Linked DNA regions of Mus musculus: region 2 is linked to region 1. A link is a loop called in an ENCODE intact Hi-C map of the cell type or tissue named here. Cell type or tissue: gastrocnemius. All regions are shown on one strand. Each heading gives the region's core, and the rest is flanking DNA. Links, peaks and the distances in the headings are about the cores only.

What was found. Peaks named below come from ENCODE experiments on the same cell type or tissue, not always from the same donor. Only the 100,000 strongest peaks of a DNase experiment are listed, where the experiment ranks them.
Region 2: it touches region 1 in a loop (3-fold over the local background); 19 of 42 quality-filtered maps call a loop at or near these places.

What each region holds. Positions count from the first base shown.
Region 1 is chr15:101,758,136-101,769,105 of GRCm38, forward strand. It overlaps the pseudogene Krt74. Among named protein-coding and RNA genes, the nearest start is that of Krt71, 21 kb to the left of the region's middle. In gastrocnemius, for the core only: no CTCF peak of the experiment used is centred there; a DNase peak (open chromatin) is centred at 5,149.
Region 2 is chr15:101,523,235-101,534,204 of GRCm38, forward strand. It overlaps Krt84 (keratin 84), which reads right to left and starts at 9,586. Exons shown (of 9, transcript NM_008474.2): 1 at 8,952-9,586; 2 at 7,595-7,803; 3 at 6,977-7,037; 4 at 6,349-6,444; 5 at 5,392-5,556; 6 at 5,137-5,262; 7 at 4,471-4,691; 8 at 3,960-3,991; 9 at 1,792-2,816. The coding sequence starts at 9,521. The coding sequence ends at 2,485. In gastrocnemius, for the core only: no CTCF peak of the experiment used is centred there; a DNase peak (open chromatin) is centred at 4,641.

The DNA.
Region 1 (10,970 bases), core at 1,979-9,978:
CATGTCACATGAGGTCCTGGGGATGCAGAAAGAAGTATCTGTAATAATCCATTGTTAACTGTGTTGACATGGTTCCTCAGAGAGTCCCTGAGAGGAATACACACACACACACACACACACACACACACACACACACACACACACACACACACACACTGACAACATTTAAGAATTGCTGTCTTTAGGTGAGACTAGTACAAATAAGAGTCCTGTGGCCCAGATGGGAGAATCCAGAGACTTCACTTGCTGTTACACTCTTCCACTGGGGCCCTGCCCCAGAACGAGGAAAGGAATGCAGCAGGGGCACAGAGAGGCCTGTCTTGTCCCTTGCACTGGACACTTAGGAGAAGGCCTGGTCTCAGAGGGGCACACACAAAAGGCACAGGACAGATGTGTTGGACACAGAAATAACTGAGCACAAGGGTACCTGAAACACTCGCTCTAATCCTGCCCTGGTAATGAAGAGCTGGGGGGAGCGGGGCGGGGAGGGTAGGTCTCTGCTCCTTTCCTACTTGGCTACCTAATGGGCATCATGGGTAAGCCAGAGATAGATGGTGTCTTCCCCATTCTGATACAAGGTGAGAAAGAGGCCTGGGACACCCCAGAAGGGGACCTGCTTCTCCCCCTAGGACCGCCCAGAGTTTCCACCACACACGTAGAACTTTGTCAGTTGTTCTCAGGTTTGCTGCCCACCTGCTTCTTCACGTTAGCAATGTCACAGCGGATCCTCTGGATAAGCCGGTCCAGCTCCAACATCTCACTCCTGATGTGTTTCAGGCTGTCCCCATAGCAGCCAGCCGCCAGCTGCAGCTCCTGGATCTAGTGTCCCAGAGGCAGGAAGATGGTGAAGAGACAAGGCACAGAGTGACTCAGGGGGAGCACACCTATCCCGGGGTGCTTGAGGTGAGCCTCAAGTGGAGGCAGTGAAGCTGGAACTCAGGTGCCCTTCCAGCTCTGACCAAGAAAACCCCCTGACCCCATCATAGGCAGAACCTTCATGTGGCCCTCCACCTTGGCTTGTTTCCCTTCCTGAGTCTTCCGGGGTAGACAGGATGTAGTTCCCACTCATAAGCACTCTCTGATATGAGCATTCTGACCCTGTCCTTGTTCATCATCCTGTATTCAGAGAGGTGTCTTCTAGAGATCCCACTTGGCTCTGGCACTGACATTGGATGCAGCTATGAGTGAGGCAGCCCAGCTCTTTGGAGGCTCACGCTCTCCCTCAACACTTTCCCAGCGCAGGGGAGAGGGGAAGGAAGTCTGAGGACAGGTGTGTCTTTAGAAGAGGTTACAAGTGGGACTGGGGTAGGGTATTGTGTCCAGCACTTCAGGTGGGGCATTATGTCCAGCACTTCAGGTGGGGTACTGTGTCCAGCACTTCAGGTGGGGTACTGTGTCCAGCACTTCAGGTGGGGTACTGTGTCCAGCACTTCATGATGTACTTTAGGATGGAGAAAGTGTCATGCTTGTGGACAAAGAACAAGGGACAGGAGGGATAGTGACATAGAACTACAGCTACCATCCTTTCTTGGTGGTACTATAGTTTAAATTGGGACTGTTCCCCCTAAGTCCCATGTATTACTAGCTTGGGCTCCAGCTTGCCACTAATAAATGGTAAGTCCTAGTAAAAAGTTTAAGTTACTGGGAACAAGCCCTTGAAGGAGATCTTGGGACCTGAGGCACCCAACCACTCTCTCCTTTCTTCTCTGTTCCCTGGATGCTGGGAATTGAGCTGCCCCCTCTGGCATGAGCTCTCACCATGATGTACTGCTCTCCCCCAAGACCAAGAATCTGCAGATGGAAACCTCTGCAACCAAGGACCAAACAAACCTCCCCACTCACCAACTGGTTTCAACCTCCCCACTCATCAGCTGCTTTTTTTCTCACCATTTTGTTTCAGAAATAGAAAGTTGACACATCTGGGCTTTCATGACTGTGAAGACAGGGCTTAGAGAAGGATTGCCCAAAGTGTCTTACCTCACTATCTAACCTATCACTCAGAACGCTCTTAGAATTCCAACTTGCTGACGGGGAGGAGAGGTTTCCAACTCGCCATGCATAGCAAAAGGGAGCTCGTGGTTTTCCCTTCTCTTCCCACCTGGCTCCAGCTTGTATCCTCCATCCCTGTGTCACGTACCCCCATCCCTGTAAATGCATTTGTGTTAGAAGGGGAACACTATGCCTCCTGAAGGACTCGCTGTCCCTCTCCATTGGATTTGCCCATCCATACTAGTTTGATAGCCCCGCTGAGAACACCTTTTGGGTAGATTGCCACTGGTCCTTGGCTGCAACCAGCTCTTACTCAATATTTCTATGATCTTTCCCAAGAAGGAGAGAGGTTTCCCCTCCCCCACCAGCCCCCACCTTGGTCTGGTACAACATCTCAGCTTCAGCCTTGCTCTTGAGCGCGATGTCCTCGTAGTGGGCACGGACTTCAGCAATGATGCCGGCCAGGTCCAGATCTCGATTGTTGTCCATGGACAGGATGACAGAGGTCTCACTAGCATGAGTCTGGAGCTGGGAAATCTCCTGGATTGTGGATGGAAACAGGATCAGTGCCCCCAGATCCTCTCCTCTCCTCCATCAGGCTTCTGTGATCTCGGACAGAGTTGGTCACACTTGTCTGTGCAAGAGTCTTTATCTGATGTGGTATTAAGTCCCACCCACACCCACTGATGTCCCTTTGGGAAGCTATCAACTGGATTGAGGCAGAACAGTGGGGGAAAGACGTGTCCTCACTTCATCGTACAGACACTTGAGAAATTTGATGTCTTTGTCCAGAGAGTCCACCTTGTCTTGAAGTTCCACCTTGACTGTGTAGGCTGCATCTGCGTCCTGCCAAGAGGCCCCATGACATCATCAACACATCCATCTCTCATCCCACCAATCACCCTGCTTCTGCTGCTGCCCTGTCCTGAAGGCATCTGACTTGCCCAGTCACTTCACATCAGTTTTTCTCTGACTGATCCTTTGGGAACAGAGGAAGGGAACGGGGACCAGTCTTCCTTTGTTTCACCTGCAGAGGTGTTTGCTTTTCCTCAAGCCACACAGGAAGATGGAGCTGAGCCACATTCCTTCCAATGTCCCCACGAGGATTCTCTCCTGTCCCTTCCTATCCAGTTCCTGGCTGTGTGCCCTTCCTCTCTAACTTGCTAGAAGCTATAACTCTGGTCCCAACTGAATTCAGCCCTTAGACCCTCTCCAGGTGTCCTGGACAGAACAGTCCTGAACAGAGCTGCTTAGGATACAGGCACAGGAGAGACCAGAGCCCATGGGTGCTTCTGGTCTCACCTTCTTAAGCAGCACAAACTCGTTCTCTGCAGCTGTACGTTGGGTAATCTCAACCTCGTATCTGTGGGAGAAGAGAGAGATGGCAGAGGTTCTTTCTGTCAGGTAACCTCCTTTTTCTACTAATGGGGCAAGCCCTGTAGCTGCTGGGATCTCTGGGTATCATGATTTGAGTGTTAAATGTACCCTACAGACTCACATGTTTGAACACTTGGTCCCCAGCACATGGTACTGTTTTGAAGGTTGTGGAAGTTTCTAATATTGACTGGTATCTGACTGTCTGCCATATGGCTGTGGAGTTAAAGCTTGACCTATTTCTAGCCTCAGCTCTCTCTGCCCTTTGGTTGGTAGCATGAAACAAGCCACTGCCACAAGGTTGCCATTACCATGGAGCTACCAGCTGCTGTGTCTCCCCTGCCAAGAAAAATAGTATCCCCTCAAACCACGAGCCAAGGTAAACTTCTCTTTCCTTACATTGTTTCCTGTCAGGCATTGGTAACAGTAACCAGAAACGTAACTGATTTGCCAGAAGTGAGTGCTGACAGGCTCCTGGTATAAGTAAGAAGTCCTTGGGTCCCCTCATTATATCCCAGGAAAATACCCAAATGCCTACACAGAGTCCCTAACCAGCCACTAAGCATCCAGAGGGCCGGTGAGCCCAGAAACTCCTACCTGTCACAGGGTGGGGACCTCCCGCATAGCCAGAGACCACATGAGCTGACCTCCTGACCCAGGAACCTTTGCTGGCCTGGTCCCCTCTTCTTGTAGTCCTCCACCACATCCCTCATCTTCCTCAGGTCTGGGTCCAGCCGTACCCTTTCCCCAGACAGCATCTCTAGCTGTTTGCGAAGGTTGCTGATGTGGGCTTCATAAACAGGCTCCAGGTTCCTCCTGCAGTTACTCAGGTCCAGCTGCTGCAGCAGCTCCCACTTGGTCTGCAGCACCTGGTTCTGCTGCTCCAAGAAGCGCACCTGGAACCCAAACCCATAGCCACCTGGAACCACACAGATATTGTGCCCCATAGACGTACACCATTGGCTTCCCAAAAGAAGGGGAGTTTTGTAAAACTCCCTATGGGTTGAGCCCTGACTGCCCACCCTCAGATATCATTAACAAATTCTCTTTCCCCAGGGATCATTAACAAGTGCTCCTTCCTGGTCTTCTGAATTCCCAGTCGCTTCACACTTACCTGGGAAGCAGCATCCTAGTTTCTTCTGTGGCCTGACCCTGGACCCAGGAGATATTCTCCCTTGCATCTAACTGTGCTGTGAACCCTGCCTTCTGGATTGTGCTTGATTCTCAGCTGTTTGTGTTCTTTAAAAAAAAACCTAAAGATGCCCTCCACTATTAGACTTTCAGGAACTCAACACTTCCCTCAAAAAAAAAAAAAAAAAAAAAAAAAACTACCTCTATCCAGTTTCCTGCCTTCTCTCTAAGATTCCCCAAGGAGACAACCTTCATTTGTTCCTCCCCCTGATTCTGGGCTGCTTGTAACTCTATTCTCTTCCCCTTGAGAAGAGGGATCCCACCCAGGCCCTGTCCATCCATCCATCCATCCATCCATCCATCCATCCATCCATCCATATTGCACAGGAAACAGGAGAACTGCTCTTGCTATGACATCATGTCTTCCTGTAAGACTTACCTTGTCAATGAAGGAGGCGAACTTGTCGTTCAGAGCCTTGATCTGCTCCCGCTCCTGTGCACGCACTTTCTGGATCTCAGGGTCCAGCTCCACATTCAAGGGAGCCAGGAGGCTCTTGTTGACTGTGACCTGGTAGATGCCCCCAGACAGACACACAGATGGACAATTGGCCCCCAGGGCCATGCTGCCAAACATGCTGTTGGCAAAGCCACTCCCTCGACCCCCACCATACCCATATCCAAAGCTGTGCCTTGTGCCCCGAGCACTGCCACCTGCCACATTGTAGGAAGTATGCTGATTCCCTCCAAGACTGTAGAGGCTCCTGCTGCTGAGGCCAGTCCTGTGGCCAGCTGTGTGGCAAGAAGCCATGCTGCCCATGGGTTCCTTGACACCACTGCAGAAAGCACACTGAAGTTGCCCTTGTCACTGCATGACCTGAAGTTCAGTTGCCAACTCATGGTAGAGCAGATAGAGCGTGCTGGAGCTGAAGAAAGACTGGGGCATAGGAGGGCTGCCTCCTTTTATCCCCACCAAGCCCAGGGCACCGGAAAAGGGCGTCTCTCCACTATCTCCTTCCCCTTCAGAAGGACTGGAGCAATTTGCAGAGCATAGATCTCCAAGCCTTTGAGCAACAGAGCCCTTTTAATAGAAAGTGGAATATGCTGCCTTTGCACACTACAGTGATCTAATTTGGAGTTTATCTGGCTCCTAATTAGGGACCTGCAGAGTTATCCCCTTCAGCCATCTCTCAGCTTCATGTTTCCAGGTTCCTTCTTGCTTATCTGCGACAAGGCACAGGGTAAATGTCTGCCTCATCTGGGGGTTGGGGGGTGGGGAGGTCCTCCAAACACTCAGGCTTCCCCTCTAAGGAAGCCATTTCCTGTCACCTGGTCTTCTTGAGGAATGGGATACTAAGAAATGAGATGGCTCTGTCCTCACAGATCTAGCTAGGTCAAAAAACGAAGGTCCATGGAGTCGCCATGTGGGTTATGCTAAGGACCACAGCTGTCCAGCAATAAATAGGCCCCAAGACAGGGTAGAAATGAGAGCCAGTGTCAGTTTGACCCCACATGAGCACTGTGTGGGCTTTCTATATTTGGCAGTATCTAGCTTACGGTGGCTTCAAAGATGCTCTCTCAACAGTGAGAAACTTCTCAGGTAGCCGCCATTTTGCCCTCTGGAATTTTCTCTCCTGGCTGAGGCTGTCTGTCTGTCCTGAGAGCTCAGGCAGGATGGGAGAGTAACCGACCTCTAGCTTGGTTAGAACACATCCTAGCTAAAGTTAGTCAAAGGTAAGAATTCCTAGGCCCTGTTCCTTGGCCCCCGGGCACCATTCTGCCAATTCCCTGATCTCTTTCAGAAACTGCTCAGTTTTAGTATAGAAGACACCAGCCTGTGAGAAGTCAGGGGGCCTGGTGGGATGAGATCTTTTTGAAGACTCTCAGAACAAAGTATCCGGCAGCCATCCCAGCCCAGGGTACTGTCCACTGCCCATGAGCACACTGGGAAGCTTTGACAAGCTTTGATCAGGCAAAGGGGCGAGGGCTAGGGTTAGGAAAGGGCAAGCCTTGGAGAGCGATCAGAGAGACAGAGCAACCTCAGAGGACCAGCCCAGGAATATTTTTCACATCAGCCCTGAAGTGATGAGTCCTCCCTCTCAGAGGCACTGCATCTTACTATCCCTCACAGAGCCTGGCTCCAAGACATGGGGGAAGCAACCGAAGTGGTGGCTTTGCCTGTGGTTTTCTAGGCCAGATTGCAAAGGTGGCAAAGTCTAACTTTGCTTCCTTTCTGATGTGGAAATGTCAATAAACTGTGTAAGGTCCTTGACCCGGAACGACCATTGAATGTCTCTGGACTAGAAGCAGAGTCTACTCCAAGAACTGAGGCCCAGGCTGAGGTCCTGGAGTAACTGGAGAGCTCTGTGAACAGTAAGCCAAGAGGCACTGGGGAGGAGGGGCTGTTTTGGATGGTGATAAAGAATGTCCAGAAGACTGGATCCATGAGCAACAGTACTCACCATAGGAGCTGGACTCGACTAGCAAGGGCTGAAGGATGGCATACAGTAACAGAAGCAAGCGAGACAGCTACATCAGGGTCCTTTCAGCAAAACCTTGCTGGCATATGCAATGCCTGCCAAATACAGAAGTGGATGCTCACGGTCATCTATTGGATGGAACACAGGGCCCCCAATGGAGGAGCTAGAGAAAGTACCTAAGAGCCGAAGGGGTCTGCAACCCTATAGGTGAAACAACAATATGAACTAACCAGTACCCCCAGAGCTTGTGTCTCTAGCTGCATATGTAGCAGAAGATAGCCTAGTGGGCCATCATTGGGAAGAGAGGCCCCTTGATCTTGCAAACTTTATATGCCCCAGTACAGGAGAACGCCAGGGCCAAGAAGTAGGAGTGGGGGGGGGGTAGGGGAGCAGGGCAGGGGGAGGGTATAGGGGACTTTCGGGATAGCATTTGAAATGTAAATGAAGAAAATACCTAATTAAAAAAATTGAAAAAAAATAATAAGAAGAAGCAAGCATGGTAACAGTAAGGCCTGTTGCTGTCCTGGTAGCAGTATGAGGGGAAGAGTCAATGTGTGTGTGTGTGTGTGTGTGTGTGTGTGTGTGTGTGTGTGTGTGTGTGTGTCCCTCCATACATATGAGGTATTATAACAAGTGCTACATATCATACTTACTTTAATTATTTAAAGACATGATCTCTCTTTCTGTGTAGCTGAAGACAGAGCAGGAACTGCACCTTGCCCAATGCTAGGATGCCAGGCCTGTGCCACACCAGACAAGGGAGAGCTAATATAACCCGTGCATTGCTGCTTACAGTTGTGGAAATAGAAGCTTAGCGGCATTGCCCAGAATCACTCAGCCAGTAAGTCGGAGATGTCCTCAAGTTCAAGTGTGTCTGTTTTCCCTGACTGCTACAACTGTCATGTGGCCGACATGACAGTTTGTAGGCCAGGACAGAGATTTCTGATGTGTATAGCAGGCACTGCAGAGACCCTCATGGTATGAGGGAAAGGGGGGTTTGCAATGAATCCGGAGCTCCCATCAGGAGAAACCCAAGATTAGACATCATTCTAGTGTTCAGAGCAAACAGCGGCCAAAGTAGTGATGAGCAGACAGAAGGAAAAGACCCACCTTCATAGTAGAGGCTATTTGGGAATTTTTAGAACCCCATGCTTGCCTCTCGTCTCCAGCTCCTAAGGGAAAATAAACCTGGCTCCCTTTGAGGTTCCCTAGGATGAGTCAAAAAAAGCATGTGCATCACCCAGCAGAGCGGGAGCCCAGCCCGGTAGGAGGGCTAGACTTCTTAGTGGGGCCCTCTAAGGGGAGCCCTGAAAAAGCAGTGCATGCTGGAGCAGACTTGGGGGTACCCAGCAGCAGATTTCCAGGTGCCAGTGATCATGCTACAGAAGAGGTCAACATAGTGCTCAGACACAGGTCCACATATACCCTCTCCCCCAGGCCCACGGACCATCACGGAAGAAGTGGGTAGAAAGATTTTAACAGTAAGAGGTCAGAAAGAACCAGAGCCAAAGCAGTGCCTTCTGGGTATGACGGGAACTCAGGGCAGCTGGAGTCCATGCACAAGATCAAGTCTGTCAACATTCTAGCTTGGGGTGGGAAGGGGATCGTAAGCACAAACTCTTAAATAAGAGCTGCGGGTAGTTGAGTTTCTGGGGCCTGTCGGGAGATATTCAGGTTTCTTCAAGGGCGTGGGTCCTGATAGGTCATCTGTGCACCAGTGAATGGCCCCACCCCCAGGAGTACATAAGCAGTCAATTGTTACAAAAATGGAGTTGATTGTTATAAAAACAACATGATTTTAAGTTTCTGGGTAGGGATGTGAGAGTAGGTCAGGGAGGAGTTAGGGGTGAATGTTATCAAAACACATTGTATAAAATTCTCAAAGAATTAACTTTTAAGAAGAAAGAAAGGTAAAGAAAGGACCCACACACACTTCAAAACAGCAGGGTGTAGGGAACTAGGAAGGGGATCTGGGGCCCTGGAACCCTTCCTTTTCATTCTCAAAGAAATCCTGAGGGTCCCTATGCACAGACCCTGCCTGGGGTGGTCAATAAGAGTGTCATGGGGACCGCTGTCAGTGAAACAGGAGGCAGAGGGACAGCAGTGGTGTGACTGAGCTCACTTTGGGCCGTTGGCTCCTTCCCTGTCTGGGATAAATAGATCTTGGTTGTAATTATCATTGCTATTAGGGTGTGTGTGTGTGTGTGCATCTCTAGGAAAGACACAGTTTGTGTGAGTGGAGACAGAGGTGCCTCCTGATTCCAAGGAGGTACAAGAAGGAATCACCTGAGGATCTCCCTCTAGCTGCCACTGCCACTGCCACCATCACCACACTATGTTGGCTGTCCTTCAGTTACTCACAGCCATGCACACCCCTTTGTAAGTTCATTGAAATGGTGAATATCTAAAGCCTGGAGAGATTGATTCAGGCAATGCATATGAAACTGAGAACCTACTATGTGTACTCTATGTGGAACTGAGAACCTGTGTGCTCTCTATATCTTAGGCTCTAGAGGCAAACTAACCAAGCTAGATACTACAAAAGAGAAGTAAGTGGGATGTGTCCTATGAGGATTGTCACAGTTTTATCTCCACCTGCCTATGTCATGAGTGACACAGAATAACTGTGTCTTCCCCGGAAAACACACACACACACACACAAATACACACACATCAAAAATGACAGTGACAAAGACAACCAAGTTTTGTCCCAGACAGGGAAGGAGCTAATGGCACAAAGAAGATTCTGTCAAATCAGCTTGGCTAATAAGAAGGTTTGTACTGGCTAGTTTTGTGTCAACTTGACACAGGCTGGAGTTATCACAGTGAAAGGAGCTTCAGTTGGGGAAATGCCTCCATGAGATCCAACTGTAAGGGGTGATCAAGGGGGGAGGTCACCTTGTGGGTGGTGCCATCTCTGGGCTGGTAGTCTTGGTTCTATAAGAGAGCAAGCTGAGCAAGCCAGGGGAAGCAAGCCAGTAAGGAACATCCCTCCATGGCCTCTGCATCAGCTCCTGCTTTCTGACCTGCTTGAGTTCCAGTCCTGACTTCCTTCAGTGATGAACAGCAGTATGGAAGTGTAAGCTCAATAAACCCTTTCCTCCCCAACTTGCTTCTTGGTCATGATGTTTGTGCAGGAATAGAAACCCTAACTAAGACAGGGGTTATTTATGGGAACACAGGTAATTCATGGGCATGTATGCTACTGAAAAGCCCCCAGCACAGTCCTCTGTTTCCTCAAATGTAGCAGCAGATGAAATGCTGGGGAGAGAAGGAACCAGGTAATGATCGCATAAATGTATCTGAAGGGTCTTGTCCCTCTGAGAAAATGCCAATAGTCCTACTTGCCTGAAGGTTTCTGTGCATTATTACAGTTGCTCTGCTTCAGGGTGGCAAAGGTCCTGTCCAACTAGGAGGAAACAAAACACTCTACAGCTGTTGTTGAAATTTGAACTCTTTAAATAATTACTTCCAAGTATGCTGTGCTGGATGGTTTTGAGTGTCAACTTGACACAAGGTAGAGTCAGCAAAGAAGAAGGAGTGTGTCTTGAGAAAATGCCTCCATGAGATTCAGCTGTAGGTCATTTTCTCAATTAGTGATCAAAGGGGAAGGGTCCAGCCTATTGTGAATGGTGCCATCCCTGGGCTGGTGGTCCTGAGGTCTATAAGAAAGCAGGCTGAGCAAGCCATTGGGGAGCAAGCCAGTAAACAGCATCCCTCCATGGCCTCTGCATCAGCTTCTGCCTCCAGGTTCCATCCGAGCATCCTGGGCAGGTACAGAGAGCAGGTTGTAAGCAGTACCCTTTTCCCTGTAGGCAGTGTAGAATCAGGGAAGAGTCTCCAGCAGGCAACCTCATCAAAACTGTATCACAAGTGGGTTCTACATTGTCTGAGAGCTTCAGGAGTTGCAGGGACCCTAGAAAGTCCCAAGGAAATTGATCCCATTGTGTTCTGATCTGTTACCACATTGATACAGAATATCCTGGGAAGGCAAAAATC
Region 2 (10,970 bases), core at 975-8,974, 240 kb before region 1:
CACTCCATAGCTGAGGCCCACCCAAAGCTCAATGTCTCTGGAAGGAAGAGAGAATAAAGATTTGGTTGCTTCTTGAATTCTTGCATTCTGCCATGATCTGCCTGGTTCTGTTTACTTTTCAGAAAACTCCAATATTTGAATTTATCTAGACTGTTAAACTTTATTGTATTAGTATTTTTTTAAAAAATCCACTTTATATCTCAGGATTGCATGTAGGGCTTTACTTGTGCAAAGATCAAACTCTGCCACAGAGTTACACCCTCAGCCCCTGGGCTTGTTTTCCACAGGATCCTTCTGGCTGCTGTTTTGCAAGGAGAATGCCTGAGCACCCGTTCCCTCTGGAAGGCAGCAATAGGGGACAGTGTTGGCAATCTTTGGAGGCAAAGTTAAATTTTTTCAAGGGCTAAAATGTTTCTTATTTTGTAGCATTTATTTTTCTTAACTCTTTACTATTCTAAGGCCTGAAACAGCTGGCTTCAAGAGACTAACACCTGCTGTTTAACAGCAATTAGGTTAAGTAAAGGATTTATTGTTAGGGCTCCTTTCTCTGGCCAGTTGAGAGAACCAGAGTGAAAAGAAAGAAAGGGAGAATTTAAGCACACACACACACACCCTGACCAGACCCAACCACTTGTATTATCAACTCCACAGTATTCAGGCAAGATGTGTGAAGAAGGGAGGCATGCTCCTACCTAAGAAGAACTGTGTTGGGTGTGGCTGAGATCTGGGGCCCTGGCAGCTGGACCAGGCTGCTGGATGAGTCCTATGCGGATGGACTCTCCTGTATCCATGTGCTGCCATGTCTTGACCTCTAATGACATTCTACCCAGCTCCAGGCAGGTCTCCCCACCTAGCATGTTCTCTACAACCTTTAGGTGTTTGCACTTTTGCACAAACTGTGGCCTCTCTTGGAACTCTTTGTCTCACTTCGATGGCTCGGTCACCAGCCTTTGCATCTATCTCTGCTGGGTGCCACATCCTTCAGGAAGCTAGCACTGCCCAAGTCTGTGCTATACCCAGTGACATCTGTCCTGGCCTTAGCACAGCACTCAGCCTCTCAAGTCTGTTATATATCTATCCTCCTCTGAAGACTAGACTTGGCGCTGCTTGAGGATAAGAACTGGATTTTATTATCAATTATTTGCCTGGCATCATCCCTGACATGTAATAGGCACTGGACAGGTGTTTATAAAGTGAATTAACTAAAAATAGAGGGTTGGAAGTAGGGTGCACTGAGGGAGTGGCTGGGAGCAGTGTTATGTAGACAGATGCCGCAGGACCAGAATGCCATGTTAAGGATCTTGGGCTACTTTCTGAAAGGCAATGGGAAGCTGTCGAAGGCTTTAAGCAGGGGAGCCATGATTAGATTTCTGTGTGAGAAAGACTTCTCTAGTAGCATTTTGCTGAGTAAGTTGGATGGAGACAAGAGTGGAGACAGACAAGAGTGGGGACAGACAGACAAGGATACTATAACAATGATCTCAGAGGGCTTGGTGGTGAGGTGGGAAAATATGGGGCGTGTTCAGCATGCTCGGGAAGAGGACACTGACCTGGAGAAGAGTGTGGGGATGGGCATTTGTTTTCAGGACCTTGACTCTGTGTCCCTCTGCCTTACACGACTGTGAGCCCCTCCCTGGTAAGGCTTGCACCCTTCCTTTCTGTGAGCCCAGGGTACCAGCCCCTTCCCTTGTTCACTCTCATGAGGGTGAACTAGTGGGTTTCAGTCAGCTGCCTCCTCAGCGGGATCAGGGTTAGGGTTAGGGTGATCTGGATGGACAGGCAGAGTCCTTGTGAAGTTAGCTTGGCAAGTTTATTGAAAACCCAGAAATACAAAGAGTAGTACAAACAGGTCCCGCCCACCCCCAGACTCCCAGAGTTTGCAGACACAACCCTGCTGCAACCACAGGGCACAGAGTTGGGCCTCATATCATCACCACAAGAACAAGGCACATGGAGCTAAAGAGACCACCTCTCCATATGAACTCCACCTACTTGGCAGACCCACATACCGCAGATAAACCAACAACCATAAGAGAAATGGCCCGGACGAACCACTGGGAGAAGAACCGTCACAGGAACTTAGGTATCCCTGGGGCCACCAAGGACTGTGTGCCCTTTGGGGTCAGGGGAGGGATGATGAAGCATCTTCTGCCAGGGAAGGGAAGAGGGAGGGACAAGATGGGCTAAGGATGCCTGCAGATCTTAGGGGTCTGTGCTCATGCTGGCTCTGAACGACCCCTCTCTCCCCAGGGGCACTGCTTTCGGTAGTAGTGCTGAAAATACATTTACTGTGGCTGGAGCCTGAGGAGGATCCGAAGGAAAGGAATTAGGGAGAATCCTTCAGGAGGACATGGGCTAGGTTTGTGTGCTGGCAGGAAGAGTGGCTGGAGATCCCTCAGGACCAGAGTCTGTGCACCTCAGGGGATAGGAGCAGGGGATGTTCAGCTGGTTCTTCTCTGGGCAGTGGCCCCTGGGGCTAGGTGCTCAGTACCTGGTCCTGCGGGAGGTGGTGGTAGATGAGAAGCGGACGCTGGAGCTCCTGTTACCACGACCACCACTGCAGCTACTGAAGCCTCCCTCAGTGGGCAGTGCACAGGGGATGCTGGGGGCACAGGCATCACCCACCAGCACTGAGCCTCCTCTGGACCCAGAGCTCAGCAGGTCCCCACCAGCCCTCAGGCTTGAGGAAGCCAGAACCCCTCCGGTGGCACGGATGCTGCTGCTGGTGGAGAAGGTGACTCCACCATTGTGGGAAAGGCTGGATCCAGAGACTAACTCGGGCCCACACAGCACACCTCCTCGAGAGCTGCTCACAGCTGCAGAGAGGAAAGGAAAGGAATGTTGACTCTAGGACTCACCAGCCACTGGCTGAGTGGCCCAAAGACCAAGACTACACAGAAAGCAGACACCCAAATGGAAGTGGACAGATGCTGTAGTATCCCTGGGTGTTTGCTCATGCCCATAGATTGGCTGCCATCAATGTGTGCACATGTATACAAACTACTATTTATCCGTGTCCCACATCAGGTGGATTATGAGAGGCCAAGCACCCAAACACTGGAGAAGTGACCTTCACCGAACCATACAGTGGTTCCTCTGTCATTATATTGTCCCTCTTGCTTGTTCCCACGTATCCATCAGACAAGAAATCCAGCTAGCACCAGTTCCTGCCCATCCAACTGATGGTTCTGCTCTGTAGCCCAACTGCCCCACTAAACACAGCCCTTATGTCAGAACTGGAATCCAGCTTAGTCTTGATGGAAGTAGCCCCGACCTGTACGCTTTACATTATCTTCTCTGTTGTTGCGCCAGAGTCCTTGCCACCCCTGTGTCCTCTGGGCTTGACCTTATACCGAAGGCCATTGCTAACCCTCTGCCTTCCAGCAAATCCTGGTTTTTCTCTGAGAGCATAGCTGGTATCCTTCCAGGGTTAGTGAGACATCGGCTAGCACTCTCCTTCTCAAGAAGACTGGAATTCTACAGAGAGGAGACTCACATTGCTCTACAGTGATGGCGCCGTATCACACCTGCTTTGGGGATAGTCTATACTATCCCCAAAGGATAGGGAAGGACAGGGAAGCAGCAGGAGGTTGAAGGAGGAGGGGTGACTTCCATTTAGCATTGCCCTATCCCTGTGACCCAGATATGAATCACCTCTGTGACACAGCCTTTCTATTACTTCTGAGTCTCTGTGATGGCAGCCTACAATACCATTGAAAGCCAAAATCTCTTTCCAGAAACCTTTTCCTACCTTGAGAGTCCCAAAAACCATTGTCTACTTTTTGTTCTGGGAGCCTCTGCTGAGGACACACTCCCAGTCCAGGGACACTGATGGCCCTGCTTCCCTGACAGCCTTGGCCAGACCAGATCTTGGGAGATTCTTGACTTTCACAAGTGCCAAAAGGAAATTTGAAGGGGGAGGGGAGAAGAAATGGGCTGAGAAAAGGTGAGATACTTACATATGTTTACTGGCCCAACTCCTTCGCAGATCCTGGAGAGAGAGAGAGAGAGAGAGAGAGAGAGAGAGAGAGAGAGAGAGAGAAAGAGAAAGAGACAGAGAGACAGAGAGAAATGAATTCCTATGAGCTGTGAACTTGATTGCTGTCAGGGGGCTTCCTGTCTGGGGAGACCAGAAACTGGTGGGTCATAACCCTAACTGTTAGCATATCTTGAAACACACCAGTATCTAGACCCTGCCTCTAAATTGTTGCACGAAACTCTCTGACAGCCTATGACTATTTTAACAAATTAATCAGCCAAGCAAAATGCCTATGACCTGGCGCAGCTTGTCTATAATTGCATTTGACAGCACAGCACCTTCTAAAACCCTGCTGAGGGCAGCCAACTAATGTTTTCAGAAGATACATTGTTCTCCCTAGAGACTGCTCATTCCAGAATTCTTCACCTGGTTCCCTCCCCTTATTTGGTCAATCTTTCTAGAAGTCTGACCTCACTCCTTCCCCGTCTCACCGAATTTCCTCGCCCTCCAGCAGCCTCCTGTAGGTGACAATCTCGATGTCCAGGGCCAGCTTGACATTCATGAGCTCCTGGTACTCCCGCAGCTGCCTGGCCATGTCCTGCTTGGCCTGCTGCAGGGCACCCTCCAGATCAGCCAGCTTGCACTTGGCATCATTGAGGGCTGCTTCACCCTGCTGCTCTGCCTCAGCCACAGCAGCCTCCAGTTTGGCACACTGCAGAGAACAGAGTCTATGTGTGAGCTTTGCTAGGGACTCAGGGGTCCCCGAGTGGGGTTGGAAATCCCGCCCTAACTAATGGTGTGAAACCTGGTGCCAGGACTGGGTTGCAGCTCTCCATGGCTGCTTTTCCAGGGATAGTGACTATGGTTGGAAAGAGGTAGAGTGTTGCAGTTCCCTGTTCTCCATACCCATCAGGTTTCTACTGCTTTGAGACTAAAGAATCCAGACTCTTACATGCTTTCTGCTCCCCCCCCCCCCGAATCAGCCCCAGGCCTTCCTTCTAGTCCATATTCCTGCCCCCCCTCCCCAGGAAGTTTTTATGGCCAGCCCTTGGATTTGTGTCCAGGTCTTGCTAGATCCTTTACCTTCACCAAACTTGGTGCTCCTCAAAGCCAGGGCCCCGCCCCCTCCCTCCACAGCTTTTTCCTCTTTTTCCCACCTGAGCCTTGGTATGCTCGATCTCTGCTTTCAGCCTCTGGATCAACCGGGTCAGTTCATTGATCTCGTCCCGTGTGCTACGTAGATTGTCACAGTGCTGGCCAGCGGTCACCCGCATCTCCTCATACTGGGGGTGGAGGTGGGGTGGGGTGGGGCAAAGTTTTGACCATACATAGTCTGGGCTGAAGACCTCAGACCAAAATCTTCACCTTTGGACAGGGCACCTGTACCCCTCCCACAGTCTCCCATTGCCCACCTTGGTCTGGTACCACGACTCCACATCTGCACGACTCCGCCTCGCCACCTCCTCATACTGTGCCTTGACTTCAGCTATGATCCCATCTAGGTTCAGATCCCGGCTGTTGTCCATCTTCACGATGACAGATGTCTCTGATATGTGTGATTGCAGCATCTCGATTTCCTGTATTGGAAAAGCAGTAGGGCAGAGGGGCTCAGTGGTCCATCAGCAGCTGGGACTCTGCCACAGGGTCCCCTGTGAATCAGGGACAGGGAGCATTGCTTCTCGCTTTATGACTGTGAGAGTCCCCATTCCTACCTGGCCTGGGGCTCAGAAAAAGGCATGCTTGAGAAGCAATTAAGTCTGACTTTAGAACCCTTGTCATAAGCTCAGACCATACCTCCAGTACCTGCTTTGGCTTAGGTGACTATCAAAACCAGGGTACCTCAGGCGAGCAGACTGACAGCTGCCTAAATTCACATTTATCTAGAGCTGGTCATGGTCCACTGAGAAGTAATAATATTTTAAAACACAGTAGAGCCTGGAGGTCCCTAGATCCAGATTCTTCAGAGATCCAAGGTGTCCACCCTGGTGAGACCTTCCTCTACATCTCTGTCTGGCTCAACTTTAGACTAAATAGGTTGCTTGAAAGTAAATGGCAGTCACTGGTTTGGCTAGTAAAATCGGATGCATTTCCTTTCTTCTTTCAAATCACTTTGCCAGACATTCCCAAATTCAGTCTTTAGCTTAGACAACAAAGGTTTGGACCACAGATGATGGGAGTTCATTGTTAGGCTTAATATGGCTGTGGAGACGCCTACCTCCCTGGCCTTCCTTACCTTCAGACACAGTGGCAGAGAGCACAAAGGGCCTGAGTGGGGGTGGAAGCCAGTATCTGGAAACCTGAAGGCCTGACTCAGCCCCTACAGTGCAGGCTGCTGAGCAGTCATAGCCTTGAGTTCTTAAGAGCCTCACCTCATGGTAGAGAGCCTTCAGGAATTCAGTTTCCTGGATCAGAGTATCCACATTGGCTTCCAGATCAGATTTGTTCAGGAAAGCTGCATCTACATCCTGTGTAAAGAAAGAGAGGGATGAGCTCATGGCCTATGCTGCTCAGCCTCCTAATTAGGAGGGGTCCGGAGATATACAGGAGGGTCCATCAGTTCCTACAGAGCCTCTTTCCCTACTGCAATGTAGAAGCTCACACAGGGGTTGCTGGGCCTTATCCAGGGCTTGTTTAAAAGCAAGAAAAGGCCATAGAGATGACTCAGGAGGTAAAGTGCTTGCCATCAAGCCTGAAGACCTGAGCTTAATCCTTGGGTTCCACATGGTGGAAGGAGAGAACTAATTCTCTCAAGCTGTCCACATATGGACCAGGGTATACATATGCCCTTCCTGACCAAACCAAAAAAAAAAAAAAAAAAAAAAAAAAAAAAAGGAATGATTTTTACAGATAAAAGTAAAGAAAGCCTTAATTATTCAAGAAATAGAAGAGCAGTTTTAGCCACCACGGGGCTGTTGGGAAGTTTCTGGGGCTGGAGCTGGGGTTCCGAGAACATGTGCTTGCTTCCATGTAGAAATTCCCATCATCGCATCCCCTTACCTTCTTCAGCGCTACAAACTCATTCTCGGCATTGGCCCGGAATACCACCTCCTCTTCATACCTGGGGGCATGGAGATGAAGCGGGTAAGCCCTCTCTCCTACAACCTCCAAGCCCTCACTCATCCTGCAACGTGCTCCTAAACCAGGTTTGTTGAAGGACTTGGTTCTCTATTGCCACTCGCAGGTTTATCATATCTCAGTCCCACCTTTAAAACTTTCTTTAAGCCAGTGGCCCACAAAGTCCCTTACTTTTTCATTTTGAACTTAGGGTCTAAAATCTGGACCATTGCTACACTTCTCTGTGAGAGACAACTCGAGATCCTTGCAACTGAGCACAGAGGAAGTAGGACATAGCCCAATGTAGGCAGTCCTTCCAGAACTTAAGATGTCTTTCCCAGAGTCAACTCGTTCATCCCCACTGGTAGTATTAAGTCCCCCACTTCCTCAGCACCCACAAAGGGTCTCTTCCCACCTTCCACCTCCTCCCACCACTGTTCCTCATGCATCCCAGAGCTGGGTTTTGTAGCCAACAACTATCTTATAGTCATTCATGCAGCTGCTCTTATCTGCACTGGGCTGTATATGGGGCACAGGTGTGGGCAGCTTAGGAGCACTCACTTCTTCTTGAAGCCCTCAAGGATGTCTTGCAGGTGGTTCCTCTCTGCCTGCAGCCGAGCCTGGTCACTGCTTAGGACATCCAGCTGCCTCCGCAGGTTGGTGATATAGTTATCGAAGAGAGGCTCCAGATTGCTCCGGGCACATTTCTGTTCTTGGAGGAAGCTCCACTTGGTCTCTAGGAGTTTATTCTGTTGCTCCAGAAACCTCACCTATGTATGGAAAACAAAGGAAACACATTAAGGTGCTTGGTAGTGCACTGGCGTGGAGTAGGTCTTCAGATGGCCAGAGAAGACTCTGTGCCATAGTATTGCTGTTCTTCCCTCTGCTGGCTTATATTATGCTTCTAACTCACCGGAAGCCAGGAGGGTGGGTCTGTGACCCTCTCCCCACACCCAGCCGGTTAATAAATACATTTAGTAATAAAGACATTTCAATACTATTTCCCCTTCCACACCTGAGCAAGGTATGAGCCAGTCCTGAGGAAGTACACAGCATGAGACTTCTGTTGGGCTTGCCTGTGCCTGGGAATAGAAACCAGCCAACCCCAGCCAAGTACACGGAGCGACAACACTATGGGGGTCACCGTGGTACTAGGAGGTGGCTACCTGGAACTGCATACCATGGCCAGCATCCCTGGTATTCTATCAGCCGAGCTCTTTGGCTCAAAAGTATAATGAGGTCACAGAGGTTCACTCCCATCTCCTGAAACCAGGCTTCATCTCTGTGCAGACACCTGGTCTACCTGGTATCTGCTTTTGGAAGACTGACACCATTATTTCTCTCTATAGCTATTGGTGATCATCTGCGCTTCCCTCAGTCCTGATTAGGTCGATGTAGCCTATGTTGGGTGTATTAATTCTTTGCTTTTTATGTAAACATCACTCACTCTGTTCTCTACTTTGCTGCGTCTGAACAGATGATGAGACCATCTGCCTCAGACACTATGAAAATCTCCTCCAGGCCACTGTGATCTTAAATAATGAAGTACTTTAAGCATGATCTGTTCAGACACTGGCTGAAATCCCCCACCCGTGTGGGAGATGTGTCTAAGTCACTGAGAAATAGAACTTGGCTTGCCCAAATGCCATTAGGGTTAGCTGGATGGTCTTTCTTTTTTTTTTTTTTTTCCAGAAATTGTGGCCAGCATCTTAGTCTGTCTCACGATGCAGCAGTTCCTCTGGCTTGTCTATTCTCAGCAAAGAACAATCTAGAAGCCATTCCATGCCCTTGGCAGGTGCCTTAAGTGGTTTGGGTCAAAGGCAGTGGCTCAGACTGGATGAGCTCTTTTTGAAGGGAAGAGCATCCCAGAAACCCTCAACTCTCAGTGCCCATCCCAGAGGGTAAGCCTGCACGGTACCTTATCAATGAAGGAGGCAAATTTGTTGTTGAGGGTCTTGATCTGCTCCTTTTCGTCTCTCTTCACCCTCTGGGCATTGGGGTCAATCTCCAGGTTGAGGGGTGTCAGCAGGCTCTGGTTAACAGTTACAGCTGTGATAGCGGGGGCTGATGGGCCTCCAATTCCTCCGATTCTGTAGCCAAAGCCAGGGCCACCAAAGCCAGGGCCTCCGAATCCAGGGCCTCCGAATCCATAGCTAGGGCAGCCGCCAGCCCCAAACCCCAGGCCAACACCGCTGCTGGCCCTAAAGCCCAGGCCATCACCAGATCCAAAGGCCATCCCACTGCCAGCTCCAAAGCCAACTCCACAGCGGACAGGACGAGAGCATCCAACTGCTATCCGGGGTGAGGATGATCCAAAGTTGATGACGCTCCGACTACCAAAACCACCCAAGCCCCGGAAGCCAGGCCCACTCCTGCAGGAGACAGAGCTGGACCGGAAGCGGTTCAGATGCTGAGGGGCCATTGCTGAGCAAGAACTGAAGCTTCCCACCCGACGGCCAGAGCTGACTCTGTAGGAGCGGCAAGACATGGTGGCTTTGTAGACGGTAGCTGAGGAGCAATGTGGAGCGGGGTGAGCTGGAGCTGGGAGTCTCTGTGAGGCTAGTGGATCCCTCTCACCTCTTTTATGTGTGTGTGGACATGAGGATTGGCCTCATAAAAACGAAAAAAAGCCATTTGAAGGCATTTATGAGCTTGGGTAGTTAGCAGAAACTCTTCACATCTATAACATCCTTCACAATGAACCAATTCAGACACACCTATTCTCATCAGGATGCGGGCTGGAGCAGGCAACCTATAAACATTAAAAACACATAAACACATAAATATTAAAGTCTTATTTTTCCCCATAAGTCCACCGCAATTGCCATTATGGGGACATTAATTTGCTTTGCTCATAAATCTAAAGGCTCCCCCCCCCCCCTTTAAGTGTGGCTAACCACCAGAGAGTTAGAATGCTAACAGTTCTAGTCAGAGGCTCTAAAGGAACGTGGATACCCAGAGTTAAGTCTCTTAAGGCAGGAGGGGGTGTGCATAGGAGACGGGGTATGCACAGCTCTGAGAAACCATGCATTTGAAAGCTGCTTGAGGCATCTCTGCAGATAGAGTCAACGCTCAGATGACCCTTAGCATTCTGTCTACCCTTCAGGGTTCAGCTGTTTACACAAGGGCTGAATCTACAGCCGAGCTCATTGGGGCTGATGTGGACATGCTTGTGACTCTCCAAGGACATTTATTCTTTAGTCCCTACTCTGTCCTAGGTACTATGTGTAAAGTCACCCACATGACCTGGAGCCCCTCCCTCAACCTCAGGTATATCCCGGAGCTGAGTGGCAGCCCTATCCTCACAAGTTCCTTGAACCGTTCATTTGATTAGGTTTTTTTGATTCTTTGACTAGGTTACAGAAACAAAGCACTAAGTACCTGGATTCAAAACAGAAAGCTCTAAGCTGGCGGAGATCACTGTTAGCAATCACAGATCTGTAGGACTTCAAGCTCATCCTTTACATTCCAGTGTTCAATACAGCCTGTCCTTGTTTTGTGATTGGGGAAATGTGCTTACTTGGGTGTTTGGGGACATGTTTCTTATAGCCGGACACCGATACCTGTCTGTATGTAACACACATATCCATATATTTACATATAAGGTTCTACCACTGTATCAGTGCTTTTTTCTGAGAAGCCTACTCAGGTGAGCAATGCTTGTTCTCTCCATTGTTTGTCTAAAGAGGAAGAAGAAACATAAAAACAGGGGAATATTTCCACTAAAGATCACCCGTAGCCTCTGTGGCTGACCGCCATGGTCTCCTCAGCCCTCACTTCCCTTGGCCCACCAGCAGTGTTGGACTCAATCCACCTTTACCTCAAATATGGCCTCCTTTCCACCTCCGGGCACTGCATTCTCCCAACTCCTTTTCCGTCTTCTTAGCAGGTCCAGTCTCCAAGTTCTGCATACCCAGTGTCCCCGGGCCAGCCTTCT